Linked DNA regions of Mus musculus: region 1 is linked to region 2. A link is a loop called in an ENCODE intact Hi-C map of the cell type or tissue named here. Cell type or tissue: left cerebral cortex. All regions are shown on one strand. Each heading gives the region's core, and the rest is flanking DNA. Links, peaks and the distances in the headings are about the cores only. Region 1 has its middle 7.2 kb from the start of Dscam. Region 2 has its middle 81 kb from the start of Dscam.

What was found. Hi-C counts contacts between places; a loop is a spot of excess contacts. Peaks named below come from ENCODE experiments on the same cell type or tissue, not always from the same donor. Only the 100,000 strongest peaks of a DNase experiment are listed, where the experiment ranks them.
Region 1: a loop joins it to region 2, with 2.6 times the contacts of the local background. A loop is called at or near these places in 2 of 42 quality-filtered maps.

The regions. Positions count from the first base shown.
Region 1 is chr16:97,173,773-97,182,110 of GRCm38, reverse strand. No RefSeq gene overlaps it. Among named protein-coding and RNA genes, the nearest start is that of Dscam, 7.2 kb to the right of the region's middle. In left cerebral cortex, for the core only: no CTCF peak of the experiment used is centred there; no DNase peak of the experiment used is centred there.
Region 2 is chr16:97,248,027-97,256,364 of GRCm38, reverse strand. No RefSeq gene overlaps it. Among named protein-coding and RNA genes, the nearest start is that of Dscam, 81 kb to the right of the region's middle. In left cerebral cortex, for the core only: a CTCF peak has its summit at 3,245; DNase peaks (open chromatin) are centred at 2,971 and 3,179; H3K27ac peaks cover 282 bases.

The DNA.
Region 1 (8,338 bases), core at 95-8,094, 74 kb after region 2:
TATGGCTTCATGCTTACAAGCTGTACTCAGTGGGCATTGGTTATCTGAAGGAGCAAGAGAGAAAGAGGCCCAGATGGACTTCTTGCCCTGAGGAAGAAGAAATGAGAAGTATAGTCATTCATCTTGCAAACATTCATTTTGATTTTTTTAAATGGGAAATGTTGAGAGTCTTTCTTTTGCATCAGTTAGAATAAGGAGCAAAGTTTTTGATATTTCAAGAAAACTTCTCTGGCTTTTAGGTCTCTGAAAAGTATCCAGAGTGAATTTGGGTCACACTCTCAAAAGGGACAGTTTTAAAGACTATAACCCTTAAAGATCAAGATTCTTGAGAATTAAAATCCCAAAAGGCAAAAATATTGAAAATATAATTTTGGAAAAAATAATTTAACATTTTTAAAAGGCATATATTTACATTTTCAAAGGGGGATTTGTATGGGAAACATAGAGAAAAAAAAACAAACATTAGGTCAATTTACAAAACAAAATAGGAAACAATAATGTGTCACTTCACAAGCATGTACACTATGTCTAATGTCGTGTGGGTCTAATAGTTATGATTGAATGGCTGTGACTGCAGAGAAATAGGTCCCGAAGCAAAGTGTGTATACATGTGTGCCTGTGGCTGGAGGTGTGTGCATGTAGGTGGAGACTGTATACAATCATCTGTTTGTGGTTTGAGGCTTTGTACACATGTATACCTTTGGTTGGAGGCTGTGTACATATCTATGCCTATGGCTGGGGACTGTGTACATATGTGTGCTGTGGCTAGAGACTGTGTACACATGTGTAGTTGTGGCTGGAGGCTGTGCATGAGCATCTGTCTGTGGATGGAGACTGTTTACACATGTGTATCTGTGTCTGGAGGCTGTGCACAGGTGTGTGCTCTTGGCTTGAGGCTGTGCACAAGTATTTCTATGTGGTTGGAAGCTGGGTACACATGTGTGCCTCTGTCTGGTATGGCTGTGTACAGGTATGTGCCTGTGGCTGGAGGCACTGTGCATACAGGTGTGTGGCTGAGGTCATTTGAAATATGTGACAGACAGCTTCAGTCTATTGGCAAGAAGGATCACAAGCTTATCTGATAAGGTAACTTCCTGTGCAGCAACTCCAAACCCAAGATTTTGAGAAGTACTATCATCCGCAGAGGTGGATGTACAGATATCTTCATGTGTTGAAGAGGCTTTGAAAATGGTGTGGGCATGTGCAGTTCCACCCTCAGATGAACGTTACAATAGTGCACTCTGAGAAAGTCAAGTCAGCAACGAAGCGTCTAAAGCAAACAAGGAGTCCCCAAAAGTCTTTTTCCAACTTAGGTATCCACCAAACAGCTGCACATTGTGTTTCCTTATTATAGTGTGCTTAAGTATTTTTTTAATTAGTCAATAACGTTCTTGATTAGATGAATGAGAAGAGGTTTTAATTTACGAGAAGGAATATTTATTTATCAGGAGAGAAGCCAAGGTGGACACAGAACCATAAAACTACAGTTTTCATCCTTGATGAATATGTAGTCAGTGGTTAACCTGGAATTCAGTTTTCTTCTCCTCTTGCACAGCCCCTAGGCTGGTTCATTTTAAATGTCAATGTGTCACAACCTAGGATCATCAGGGAAGAGAAGGAATTGCTTAAATCAAATTGGCCTATGGCCATGTCTGTGGGGGATTGTCTTAGTTAAGTTGATGTAGGAAGACTCAGCCCAGTGTGGGCAGTTCTAAGCAGAGGGCTCTGAGCTGAGACAGGAGAAGAGGGATGGAAGCTGTCAGCGGGCAGTGTCTCTGCAATCATTTCTCCCTATTCTTGACTATGTGTATGATGTGATGAGCTGCTGCAAGGGCTTGCCTTGACTTCCCTTCAATAATAGGCTACAACTCAGACTTTAAGCCAACTCATCCTTCCTTCCCTAACCTGCTTTCAGCTCAGGTCTTTTGTCACAGCAAGGGAGTAAAATCAGAACAGCTCTCCCCCACCCCCACCCAGTCCCTTGTTTTCTTTTCCAGTGGATTATAATTTGGAGTTTCAGGCTTGCAAGATTTCAACCTTTGGGATCCTAACCTTTCAGGACTGTGAGTTTGGGGATCCAAGATTTCAGAGTTTTAGACTCAACATCCAGGATTGTGTCTTTGGAACTGTGGGAGGATCTGGGTTGAGGTCATCCCAAGTAGTTCTTCTTAGTAGTGGAAATGTTGTATCTGTGCTGGTTGATGTGCAGCCATTAGCTGGATGTGGTGACTGCCACCCCTCAACAAGTATAATTTTGACTACACATATCATTAGAGAAGCAGTTGTTAATTCTGTTCACCTATGAACCCTTCATGCTCTGGTCCCTGATATACCCTGTGTGTTCATGGTTCCCATGTACCTTGTTGTGTGCTCATGGTCCCTGAAGTATCAGGCTCTCACCAATCATTGCTAATGGCTGAACAGGTGACCTAGTTGTCTGTGATGTGCTGAGATAGTTCATTTGTTTCAGAAGGATTTGCTGAAGATGAAATGGGTTGTGCTTATCTTAAACAGCAAAGTCTACTGATAGTGCTGGCAATCAAATAAGATTCCATTTCAATACTCCAGTCCTGTCTCTGGAGAGGTCTCATTACCGTTGTGAGTTAAATCTAAAAAATGGCCCCTGCAGGCTCATGTGTGGAAGGCTCAGTCCCCAGCTGATGGGCTTTTAAAATATATTTATTAATTCTCTGAGACTTTTATAGAAGGTATTTTGACTAATTTCACTTCTCCACTATTCTCCCTCCTCCCAGATTGACCCCACCTCCCTGCCCTTCAACTTTGTGTTTTTTTTATTATTTTTAAAATAACCCACTGCATCCAATTTATGCTGTTCATTTACTCCTGAGAGTGGGGCCATTCACTGGGTCATATTTGACCTATTGGGGGAAAAGAGAACTTACTTTGAGCCAGGAGCCATCAACTGTCCACAGATTTCCAGTCAAGGGTTGGGGCTTGTGAACCACTCCCGCTCTTTCCAATCTAGAATGATAACTGGCTTGATCCTGTGAGGGTCTTGTGAAGGCATCCACAGCTGCTGTGAGTTCATGAGTGCTGCCATTCAGTCTTGACCCCAAGATAAGTTTCATGTTGGTTCTTCCAAACTTCTGGCTCTTAAAATCTTTTTAATACCCTCTTCTTGCAATGGTTCCTGCCCCTTCCCAGGAAGAATAATATAAATGCCCATTTGTGGTTGAGCCCTCCATAGAGACTTTGCCTAGTTGTGAGCTTCTGCATTAGTTACACCGTCTTGATAAGGTCTGAGAGCTGCAGGAATCTATGGCCGAGGGCAGTTGATATTATGACCACTTATCATTATAATAGTAGTATCTTCACCTAAGAGGCCAGTGAGCTCCCAAATATGAGTTCTTAGCCAGATTTACAGCACCAGGCACATGTTTCTACCACATCCACTTACATCTAAAGGCCTTAAATCCACTTAAAAAGAAGTTGGTTACTCCCAAAACATTCATGTCACTATTGTGACCCTGGGTGTGTCTTTCCATGTCTGTCACTGTGGTTCACAGGGTTCACAGCTGAGAAAGACTATTAATACCTTTTTCTCTTAGCATCCTGCACACCAACCAGTAGTATAAAAGCTAGCCAGTAGGAACTACTCCTATACTAGTGATAACAGAGAGTTTAAGATGTCTTACAAATATTTAGAGCTTCTGCTTAAAACTTAAGTTGTAATAAAATGGCACAGGCATCAATGTAAGGATGTCACTGCTGTGTTCTGCTCCCACCTCAACTGCCTTCACCATCTGGGGGATCTCTGCCCTCAGTTACTCTAATTTGACTCTTTTGTAAGTGTTAATCAGAGCCCTTGGGCAAGATAAGGACATGTGCTTTGAACCTAGCCTTCCTCTTTCTCTCCCTCATTTGCTTCTGTCAGCTCTCCTTACATCCTGTGTTATTTCTCTACTATCTCAATATCCCTCCCAGTCTCTGAACCAGCTTCATCATTGAAGGTCTTTTCCAGTTAAGGTCGGTAAACAAGGACCATTTCCTATAACCATGTACTCTGACTTTGAGAGCTATTTCTGTGGGGCTTTGACTCAATGCCTCTGGCATCATGTGATGTATCCTTCCCACGGGAGTGGAGAAGCCAGAGTGATGGAGGATTATGTTGGTTATTTTCTTAGGTCAACTTTCCTGGGCCATGAGGTGCCCAGGTAGGTGAAGACATTTCCAGAAGGCATTAGCAGTTTGAATTTGTGGGCTGAGTGGAACAGATGGTTTTCTTCAGTGTGATGAGCTCTCTAAAGCACTGAGGTATGAAAGAAACAGAAAGGCAGAGGAAGGTTCAATCCACTTTCTGCTTGGTAACTTGAACTGGGAGAGTTCTCTATCTGTCTATGCACTGAAAATATTTCTTGGGTCTTCAGCCTTCAGAGGACAGGATGCAAGACTTCCAGGATCATGAAAGCCAGAACCCTATAACAAATCTCTCCCTTTCTCTGCCCTCCCCTACAGCCTATTTGTATCTTGATAGATATGTTCTATCATAGGATCCATATATCTTTCTGGATGTTTTGGTGGAGAACCTCCTTCAACAGAATCACACGCCGTCCTGGGGCTTTTGTAAGGAGGTTCAGTAGCATGGGGAATTGAAGGCAGTGTGAATCTACCAGGCTGTTTCAGGCTCTTGGGAGGATGGGGTGACAGAAATGGAAGGTGACAAACCCTGTGGGACAATGGGAATGTGAGCCTGCAGCTGTGGAAGAAGGTAGCTGTGTCCTCTCCTTACAGACGCTGCATTCCACAAAAGGACGAGGCAAGTCAGCAGCGGAGGCAAGAGTGTCCTGGATCTCTGGTCTACCATATGCACTAAGGCAGTATCCTTCTGCCGTGGCACACAAACCTGGCCATGTTCCATAAAACACTTTAATTTTTACTTTTATTGCCATTTAGTTTAATTTCAGACATTTTAATCAGTGAAAAAAATCTTTAAAAATTCAAATTAATAGACAGGAAGTGATACACTACTACAGAGACAACAGTTTGTGGGCATAGAAGTGAGCTGTGTCACACACACACAGCTTCTTGCTTAATGAATCCTTTATATATTTATTTATTTTCTTCCTTTCTTTTCTCCTACTTACCTACTTCAGCCATACAGGTTATATATATATATATATATATATATATATATATATATATATATATAGTTTTTTTTCAGTGTACAACATTTTTACCCATTATAAGCTCTCTTCTTCTTTCTGTATGTTGAGAGAAAGAGAGAGAGAGAAAATGAATGAGAAGGAACAGGATTTTGTTTTTAAAAATAAGACATTATACACTCCTTATCTTTCTTTTCTTAAATATGGTTTAAAAAACCCTTCATCTGTTCCATTCTTCCTCTCCCTCCTTCCTTTCTTTCTTCCTTCCTTTCCTCCCTCCTTCTCTCCCTCCTTCTCTTGTTCCCTCTCTTCATCCCTCCTTCCCTTCCTCCCCCTCTATCCTTCCATCCATCCTTCCATCCCTCCTTCTCTCCATCCTTCCCCCTCCTCCTCTTGCTCCCTCTCTTCATCCCTCCTCCTCTTTATCCTCCCTCTCTTCATCCCTCCCTCCCTCCCCTTCCTCTGTCTCTCTCTCCTTCCATCCCTCCTTCTCTCCCTCCTTTCTTCCCTCCCTCCTTCCATCCTTCCCGTCATCCCTCCTCTCCCACTTCTCTTCATCCCTTCCTCTCACTTCCTCTCCCCTTCCTCCCTCTTCCTTTTTTCTCTTCCTCCTTCCTTCCCTCCCTCCGTCCTTCCTTTTCTCCCCCCTCCTTTTCCTTCCCTCCCTCCCTCCTTCTCTCCTCCTCTCCCTCCCTCCTTCCCTCCCTTCCTCCCTCCCTCCCTCTTCTTCATTTTCTCTTTGTTTTCCTCTTAGCAAGCTTTACAAAAGAAAGCCAGCATTTCTATTCTAAACTGTACACTCCCCCCCCCCACACACACACACTCTCCAGAACAGTCTCTATTTTTGTCATTTAAGTATTCTCTTGGCTTTTAAAAAATGCTCATTTATTCATTTGTTGTGTTATGGAAGATTGAACCCAGAGCCTTGTGCATGCTAGGCAGGCAGGCCAGCACTAAGCTACATTGCCAGTCTTTGCTTAGTTTTTAAATTAAACATTTTAAAATGTGTCTGAGATAAGTATAGGCCCATCTGAACTGTCTTTTCCTTAAGCTGAGGTAGTGTGACTTGGAAGGAAACCTTAGGGCATTTTTCTTCCTTCTTTTCCAGCAACCTTTGTATCAAGGTGGCCTTCCCAGCTTTCCTATTTTTTTTTTCTTTTTGGTCTGACCATTCACTCTTTCCTCTGCCTTCCATTCTCACCTCAAGCTGTAGAACTTTACCAACCACAGATATGAGAGAACTGTGGCAGTAATAACAATCCCTGTGCTTGTGTTTGCTGGCTACCTGCTGGCTATTCACAGACATCCCTCTTGATGGGCTTCAAGTCACTCACACATCCCAGTGGCTCTGTGTCACATTCTCTGGGGACAGCAGCTAAGCCATCTGAATAGGTGAACCAGAAAAGATGCATGCCAGGGTCTGATTGCACAGTCTTGGCCATATTTGCTATGGCCAAGGCCCATGGCACACCTGTCAGGACACAGACCCCTCACTCACCTCTCTGAGTGCTTTGAAATCCCAATTCCTCTCTATCTAGAAGTGACGGTATGCCTGAACGAGTTCCTGTTCTGGACCTATCTGAGCCTAGGCTTATCCATCCAGGTGTTGGAAGGATAGTGTTGGTACCAATCTGACTGGGGATGAGTAGTGAGTTCATGAAGAAGTTCCTCCTAGGCTGGACAAGCTGTCACTGAGCAGCAGTCTATGTGGCACCAAAAGGTGCCTGTTGAAAAAGATGGAAATTTGTCACGGCTCAAGTATGTCCAGTGTCAGATGCTACAGTATGTCTACTCTAGTACTGCTTTGTGACTGCTAGTGGTATGGGCATGGGAGAGCTGGCAGGCTGGCCAACTCAACTACCACCAAGACCCAGATCCAGAAGTTTGAGCTGGCCCACTCTAACATCTGCCCACCTATGAGCTGCTGCAAAGCATTAAGGGGCAAGTCCTGCAGAACCACAGCTGTAGGATCTCCGTGGCTCAGGGCAACAGTACGATGTCTGAGGGGAATCTCAATGAGACCCAGTATTGATAGTGTGGCAGAAGACAGAGGCCTCGGACCAGACCAATTACTCATTGCAATGAACATTTGCAAGAGAAGCTGTTTGGGGTAAAGGGTATACTGTGTGACACATGGTGACATAATAAGAATCCACAGTAAGATTTTTTTAATTTAAAATTTTTATTTATTTTTGGGGGAGGGAAGGTTGCAAGGGTGGAGGGTGGATATGAAAGGACTGGGAAATGAGTGGGATTGGGGTGTGTGGTGTAAAATTTGTAAAGAATCAATAAAAATTATGAAACATATAGCTCACAGACCTATGCCCCCAAGGATCTCTCTGTCTCTACCCCCCCCCTCTCTCACACACACACACACACACACACACACACACACACACACACACACACACACCACACAAACATATATGCACAATGTACCTATACATTTAACTGAATTAATATGTCAATTTTAATGATATAGTCAATTTCAGGAAACTTTAATTATTATTCAAATTCTCCATTAAACTAGGAGATTTGAAGAGACTGACTTGGCTATCTTCTTGGGTTCTTTACAAGGAGTTGAAGTGTATAGGAAATGCCAGCCCTGTATGTACAGACTGATGAATTTACATGTGCATATAATCCTTATGTACTCCACATTCAGATAGAGGACAGCCCAGATGATCCAGAGGGACTCTTACACCCTTCCCAGCTTGTCCTACGCACCTTCAAGCTCCTGGGAACCATTATGCTGGCTGAGGTTAGCAGACCCATCTCCATGTCCCTGTTGAGGATTCTGGCAGCCACGAGGAAGGAATAGGAGGGCTACTGCTACATCCTTGGCTGTCTCTGCTCTTTGTAGCTGAAGCTGGATATATGGCAGTGACTGGCTTCAATTTAAGCTGAACACACCCTTTAGACAAGACTCTGTCTTGTCCATGCTCATTGTAGGTGCAGCTGGGCCAGTCTCCTCCAGTCACCTCAGTAGTCATCTAAGATGAGAAGAACAGCCACCCTGACCCCATTTTCTATGACTAGAAACTGAGAATGAGAGAGGAAATCTGAGCTTGTACTTCTAGTTTGGGGTGTACCTGCTTGGGGAGGTGACTTCTGCTGTTGTTACTTGTTGGTTTGAGGCAGTCTTTCTTTGTCATCCAGGCGACCCCAAACTTACCATCCCTCTGCCTCTGTCTTCCAAATCCTAAGGTCACAGG
Region 2 (8,338 bases), core at 128-8,127:
CATGGCTCTCCTCTGACCTTCAGAAATGGAGCTTGGCAAGGCTGGTGACTTTGCCACAAATTGAAAAACCTCTCATAACTGAGAAGGGCCTGGGGACTTGAGAAGGGACTACTCTGTCCAGCTTGTCTGCTAGCTAGCATCAGTGATGGGTATGTGTAATACACAGATGGAGAAGAGATGAGAGTGCATGACAGGGTATGGACTGCACCCCTAGTGGAGATGAGGCCTGTAGCTCAATCACACACCTTCAAAATGTATCCAGATATGTATATTTTCTGTCAATTCCCAAAATGTGTGTGTTCAGATCTTACACGTGGAAGGCTTCAGTATGTATCCCTGGGGTGGTCAACCTTTTCTGGCTTCTCTGGGGGCACATTGGATAAAGAACTCTCTGGGGCCATATGTTAATTCCAGAAGTGTGTAGTATGTTGGTCGGAGGTTTCAGGAGTATACATATGTTTACTTTGTGTGGCACTGGGACGCAACATTGTTACTGACAAGGTTTACCTTAAAAATCGTGCAACCGAGCTACAAAGTAATCCACAAAAAAACTCATACTGTTTTAAGTACCTTTAAGAGGTTGTGCAAAGCAGTGTTCATGATGATCCCAGGGCACAAGTGGCTTGTGGGCCATGGTTGGCCATCCCCACCTCAGATGCTCTTTTCTCATTCTGGAACTTCCTTTTGTTTTTCTGTAGTAGCCTTGCCACTGACAGAATGTCCAAATCAGATGCCAGCTCCATGCAGAAAACCTCCTTCACACTTGTATTAAAGCTACCTCCTTGTTCTAGCTAGCTATGTGGTTCAGGAACACGATCCCATGCTCTTGGGCTCAGGCTGTCATGCTTACAGCTCACGGAGATCAACGAGCATGCAACACCTACCCAAAGGGGCATCTGTGTCCCTCGATGTGGATGGCACCATATGCTGTTGCTCACAGATCTGATCTTCTCTGAAACAATGTCTGCATCTGCTTCCTTAAGAAACATCCATGGTTCAGCACCTTTGTGGAAGATTGTACAAGGGCGATTGGTTTGTAGAGTGTTTAGATGTTGCAGATTCAGAGTCAGGTTATCTTAGGCCATCTTGAGTCCTCTTCATAATCATGTTTTGACTATCTGTGTCTGATTTAATGATGTTTTATTAGTTTGGCAGGCTACAGTTCAACTGGTGGGCAAAGTGTGGCAGTAGGGTCATGAGGTAGCTGGTCACAATACAGAATGCAGACAGGAAGTAGGTAGAGCCAGGTTATAAAACTTTAGGTTCATCCTCAGTGACCAAGTTCCTGTACTGAGTCTCTAGCACCAGCTGGAGAACAAGTGTTTAATCACATGAATCCCTGGGGACAGTTTAGGTTCAAAACCCAGTATTACCCTTTCTCTTTCACCTGGGCACAGAGCGGATTTGGGAAGAGCGCACAGTGTCTTACCACTTTCCTGGCAACAGCCTGCTTTCTCTGAGTGACTGGATTTTGTGTATGAGGCCTGAGTCCCGGATACTCAGCCCCAAGCTGAGGCTACATTGGCTCCTCGCAGAAGACTCTGTTAATGCTTACTGGGGGTCAGAGGTGATGGTAATACTGTTGAAGAAATGGAGATTTTCCACATCATAGCCCTATACACTTGTTTTCTCTTGTTTCTGGCATTCAGTCAAGCAAGGGGAAGCCAAGGATGTTTTCAGCCACAGTATTTGTCATAGTGTAAAAGCTTGTTATTGTAACCAGGCCTTTTTTTTTTTTTATACACGTATCTTTAAACATGAAAGCATACATTTCTTCCATCTTTACACAAACAATGCATTTATTTAACTGAATAAAATTAGATGTGGAAGATGAATGAAATAAAGTAACAACACTCATTTCCTTCCTGTTTGTGCACCCAATGCACCCCACCCCACCACACACACACACACACACACACACACACACCAGGTCTTATTCCACAAGCTGCCTATATCCTTTTCTACTTGGATCTTCGCCAACTTCTACAGCCATTGATGGCTATCCTACAATCTTAACCCATTCAGTTTTCTATTTTTTATCCAGGTTTCCCATCAGAAACATAAATTAAATAGTATTGCTTGGGCTGGAGAGATGGCTCAGCAGTTAAGAGCTCAGCAGTTAAGAACTGACTGTTCTTCCAGAGGTCCTGAGTTCAATTCCCAGCAACCACATGGTGGCTCACAACCATCTGTAATGGGACCTGATGCTCTCTCCTGGTGTGTCTGAAGACAACTATAGTGTACTCACACACATACAATAAATAAATAAATCTTAAGAAAATAATATTGCAATCATTTGATGAGTGAGTGACCTAGGCCAAATTTTGATTTGGTTTTAAGTATCTAGATGACAAGAAAATTCCTGTCACGTGAGCAAGTTCTAGAGAGGGGTGGAGAATGCCTTCTTTAAAGGGGAATTTCTTTGGTTTTATTTATTTATTTGTTTGTTTGTTTGTTTGCTTTTTCGAGACAGGGTTTTTCTGTGTAGCCCTGGCTGTCCTGGAACTCACTCTGTAGACCAGGCTGGCCTCGAACTCAGAAATATGCCTGCCTCTGCCTCCCAAGTGCTGGGATTAAAGGTGTGCACCACCACGCCCGGCTATTTCTTTGGTTTTATGTTAACCAGATCTAAGAATCACCTCTCTGGTTGTCTTTTGTTCCTGGATCTGAGGGTGGGGCCCAAGGTGAGGTGGGCTTCAGACCAAATACAGTCCCAGAGCCCCAGAAATCTGGGTGAAGTGTCCTTTAATGACCTCTGCCCTGAAGCCTTCATCCTCCTATAAAAGAAACAGCACTCTGTAAAAACAAAAGCTGAGGCATTCAGCACTAGCTTGCTGTCCAGGCTTTATAGCCCATGGGCTACAGTTACTTGGTTTAGCTCACTAAAACCATAATGTCTCTGCTGGAGGAGGCCGCAGGTTTCCATAGCAACTGAGATGATGCATAAGCCCTTAGTGCCACTGCTAGGTGGGTCCACAGGCAAAAAAGAGTAGGTGTGGTTAGGAGGCTCTGGGTTGTCAGCTGTGGAGAAACTTGTGTTTCCCCACCCTCCTGCCTCTGTCAGCCCTCTTCCCTTCTCAGTCCCATCCTGCAGGGACCACTCAAGAATCTCCTATGCTCTGTCTCTGCACCTAGGTAGCTTTCTGTGGAGCAGGCCTTCCTCTCCTGCTTAGTCATCTCTGCAGGCCCTTTAAGGATTCTGCAGCTGGCTTGAGAGCTCTTATCTGTTAAACCTGTAGATGGCAGATTTCCTCACTGGAAGCGTTGGCATCAGCAGGAGGCCTCCACAGGTAGAAGTGTCACCTTAGGCTGGGCAAATATATTTCCTCAGCAGTCAGCTCAGAACTGGCAAATATTCATGGAGGCTGTGATGATGATGATGATGATGACGACGACGACGATGACAATGATAACGACCACGATTTTCTCTTCTGGATCAGGGAACCAGGATTTGTGCATGCTAGGCAAACACTCTACTTCTTCTGTACTCCCAATGGAGGCTGCTCCTAGGCTAAGTAGGAAGGGCACATGGCCACCCTCTGAACATGAGAGAAGCTGGTGATGGTGAGGGCTGTTTGTTCACTGTGAGGTCTCAGACACTCTGGTAGCTGGGGACAGATACACAAGCACTGTTGCTGAGAGATTGCATGATCTGTTTGTGCAATGCACTCAGGCTCACACACATTCCTCTGTGATGTGTTCTTATCTCAGCAGAGCACTGAGAACACCCACAGATCACAGATACAACCATTTTAGGATTACAAATGAAGGTCTGTGGAGTTCAACTGACTTTCTTGGAAGATACAGAAGGGCTTTTTAACTTTATTGAATTTTGTGCACATGTGTGTGGATATGTGCATGCCACCATATGAGTGCAGAGGTCAGAGGGTCACCTGGAGGAGCACATTCTCTTCTTTGATCCTGTGGGTCCTAGGGATCAACTCAGTGGGCTTGGTGGCAGGTGCCTCTACTGGGTGAACCATCTCAAAGGCCTCGGCAATGCAGTAGCAGCTGCAGAGGGAGCCTGTAATCTCATCTTGAAACATGCTTGTTTTATTGTATCTGTAGTAAAACCCTTCTGTGCTGTGCACAGCATTGGCCTTGACCAGGAAACCAGACTAGGTAAGGTGATGGAAAAAGGAAAGACAGGCAAACAGACATATAGAAAATCTGTAGCCAGGTGGGACACAGACACTCTGATGGGGTAGCATCATCAGTGTTTGTACACACTGTCGACACTCTCAGGCAGGCCAGAGGAAGGCTTTCCATCCCTCTGAGCCTCACCCCAGTGGGAAAGACTCTGTTCTCACGGGTCTTTATGTGACCTACCCAAGTCAAACAATACACCATCCCTCAGGACTTCATCCCCTCAGGGCTTCCTCGGCTCCTCACAAAATACCAGAAGTCTAGCAGCCTCTAATAACCTATCTCAGGCCTTACAAAGTTTCAGAGATGTGCGGTCCTCAAATCAGGGTTCCAGCAGCCTTGGGTGTTTCTGGAAGTTTCCAGAAGCAATGCATCTTCACAAGTTTCCCAGCTTTTAGAGGTTACTTGAATTTCCTGGCCCATGGCTTCTTCTTCTATCCTTAAAGCCAGGAGAGTAGCATCTTCCAGATTGATACTGACCACTGATCTTGGGGTCTTCGAATGGGTACACTTCTCTGTTCCTGACCTTCTGAGAGTGACCTTAGAATCAAAAAGGGAGGAAGGAGGGGGAGGAGGCTCATTCTGCTTCCTCTCCAGTGGCCCTCTTGTAAGCACCATTTTGGTCTTATGTTACCAAGACAGCAAGTCAGGCTAATTGCTAGATCTCAGATCTAACCCAGCGCTACACACTTCTTTCTGCTTACAGTGGTCCAGCATACTCACAGGTCTCAGAGGGGACCCTAAGCATCTTTTCAGACTGTCATTTTGCTAAGTGCTAAGTGATGTTGACTTGCATTCAAAACAATGAAACAACAACAACAAACCCCACTATTTTATTGGCTGTGGCTCAGTGGGTAGAGTGCTCTCCTAGCATGCACAAAAACCTGGGTCCAAGCCCCAACACATATAAACCAACTAACTGTGTTGGTGCATGCCTGCAAGTCCAGCACTTGGGAGGTGGAGGCAGAAGGACCAGAGAGAGGATCAAGGTCATTTTCTTTTTATCAATTCAGTGAGTTTGAGGCAAACCTGGGATGCCTGAGATTCTGTCTTAAAACCCACAAAACCCCAAACACCCCCACATCCCATTTTTTAAGAGAATGAAGAGTGCCAGCTCTGTAATTAGAGACAAGCCAGACATTTCTAGTCCTAATCCTACCAACATCTGTCCATGAATCTAGGCAACAAGTCTCAAGACAGCCCCTGTGAGCAGGCTGCTGGGCTACCCCTCTCCCTTCCAGCTTCCTTCTTTCCTCTCCTTCCTTCTTTCTTTCCCTGTCTCTCCTTCCTTCCTGTCCATTCTCCCTCCTCTCTTCCTCTTCCCTCCCCACCTGCCTGCTTACCTCCTTCCTTCCTTCCTCCCTCTCCTTTTTTTCTTCCCCCTCCCTGGGCTCTCTGAAATTGGAAGTCAGCTCTAGAGGCTCAGCAAGCTGATAGCGCTCACGTGGTACACCTGTTGATTCAGGCTGCCATCTACCTAGGGAGTAACGGGAGGGGTTTGATTACCTCAGAGGAGGCAAAGGTTGGGGTTGCAATCAGGGCTTAATTGGGCTCTCTGAGTTTGGAGTCAGCCTCCCAGTTCAGCAGGTGCCCAACAGGGTAAGGATAAGTTCAGACCTCTGCGTGAGGCCTCTCGAAGTCCTCCACACTTAATAACAGCAGAGGAAGGTTCCTGAATGGGCCCAGCTAGGCAATCAGCACCCGTATTTCAACTGCAACACAATTTCTCCAACTCCCAGAAACGCAATTAATCCTCTCAAAATGACACTGGGGGAGAGACGCCATTTCATGTTGAAGGAGCCTTAGTCTCTGTGGCTCAGCAGGTGAGTGAGCCAGGGCAGACAAACTCAGGCAGGGATGTTCTGCTGCCAGGCTGGGCCCCCAACTCAGTGCTAGTAGCTGCAGGTTGGTTAGTCCAGCCTTGGCTCGGGATTGCTCTTCTGGCCTTCTGGGTTCCAGTAGCTTCAAGCCCTACAGAGGCCTTCACATTCCTCTTCTGTCCATCCTAGCGTCTCAGCTGGAACTTGGTGTGTGGGTCTATCTAAGCCTAGCTGTTTAGTAACAGTCTGCTCTTGTGCCTGTGCCTTGTATGTGATATTCTGCTATATGTACTGTAGTGGGTTTATCAGTTCACAAATTTTAGACATTTTGGTGATTTTCAGGTCTGGGCAGTTTTGAACAAGCTTCTGCGATGTTCAGAGGCAGGTTTTCAGGTTGACAGATGATTTTTGTGTGGCCCATTATGGTCCTGGTTTGCTTCTATGCTGCATCTCAGGAAAGAAATGGTTCATTTGGCTTATATTTCAGGTCACAGTTGGGCTCTGAAGGAAGTCAAAGCAGGAGTAGAGCCAGAAGCCACAGAGGACCTCTACTCACTGACTTTCTGGCTCATGCTCAGCTAGGCTTCTTAAGTAAATCAGGGCCACCTGTCTAGGGATGGAGGGATGGTGCCACCTATAGTTGGCCAAACTCCTGTACATCGATCACCAGTCAAGACAATCCATCAGAGATATGTCACAGGCTAGCCCGACCTGGGAACAGGGACTCCCTAGAGTGTCATGCTGACAGCAGACATTCACTAGGACCTTAGAACTGGAGCAGGATAGCACTGTACAATTGTGTAAAGATCTTGATTTCAAAGGTGGATAAAGACCCTTTCACCCGCCAGCCAGGCACGACTACTGCAAAGCTCTAAGTTAGTACTAGGCACTTGGTCTAGTCATTTGTCTGTCGTTTTCACTTGTAGACAGTCTGTTGAGTTTCCAGGTATTTTTTTTTTAGTTGTATCTCTAAAATATTTTCATTGTGCTAAAGTTTAAAATATTTATTTTAACCTATCCTAGGCTATTTATAAAGACCCACCTAACCCCCTAACTACCACCATCATCCCTCCATTTACTCATAAATACCAAACTCTTCTGTGCCCCCAGGCAGGGGGTGAAGGGTGAGCAAAGCAAACTTCTGAGCCTTTAGTGAGCAGTGATGTCCAGCACAGGCTCAGTCTATCATAAAGACAGTAGGTGTTTTGAGCGCATGTCAGGACATGGAGTTGGCACCATAATAGCTTTGTTTTCTCTGTGAATATGAAACCTCAGTCTTGTTTTCCAATTCAGCATTCTCCAGTTGTGTTCATGCAGAATTGGCTTGGGTACTTCCTATCTCAAGGGTCTTCTTACCACACACCACATCATAAGAATTCTCATTAACTGCAGAGTTCCCTAGCCTGGGGATAAGTGGGGATTGACCAGTGGAAAAGCATAAGGGGTGGGTGTTCTGCAGAGAAGAAAGGCCATAGAGTAAGGATGCGCCTTTGTGAGAGCCATGAAGATAGATAGGATTTAATCATTTTTCCCTGGTGTGGGCTCAGGGGCTGTCTTCCAGGACCCTCCATCCCTGTCTCCATGTTCACACACCACAGCTGGCCAACAGCTTGTGTGAGATGCCGTGATAAGGAATTTCTGCAGACTATGTGAGTGACAGGCTGGGGCTGGGTTGAGCTATTTGGCCTCTGAGGGTCTTGCTGGTTCAGAGAGCTTCCTCTGGGCTCCTCTTACTCACTTCTGCTCTTCAGAAGATCTGTTTAGGGTCAGACCTGAAACATAAAAGACCTGGTTTCTGCACCCTCACACACAACCTCATGTGGGAACTTAATAGGCTTATTTGAGTTCCTCCAATATTTTTCTCTGAAACTGTGGGATCTAGCTCCATTTATTTTGTCACTATACTTTAATCTTCCCTCAAAGCCTATTGAGTGTAACACGTCTAAAATCTCAGCAGTGGAGACTGAATAAACCCAGGTTTCTAGGTCTGTATTTGGCCCTTGGACAGTCATTCAGGAAGCACAGGCTCACGTGAATGTGTTGTGTTTATAATATGAGAAGGCCTTTAAAGATATTTATTTATTTTCCTAGCGCATGTTAATTTCCCTTGGAACAAACAAATTGAATTGAAAATTAGGAATCAGATTACGTTGTGAATAGCATCCATCTATCACTGTGATTTGGGCTTTGAATGACATTGTCAATTAATTTCATGCAATTCTGTGACTGCCTAGCTGAGCTGATGCTTGACCTAAGGAGGTGCAGATTGGGTTGCTGGTGGCTGAAGCATGGGTGAGTCTGCTGCCCTGCCTCACAGAGGGTACCTGTGTCATGTAAACACTTCACCTTCAGCAAGATAGGTCTGATCAATT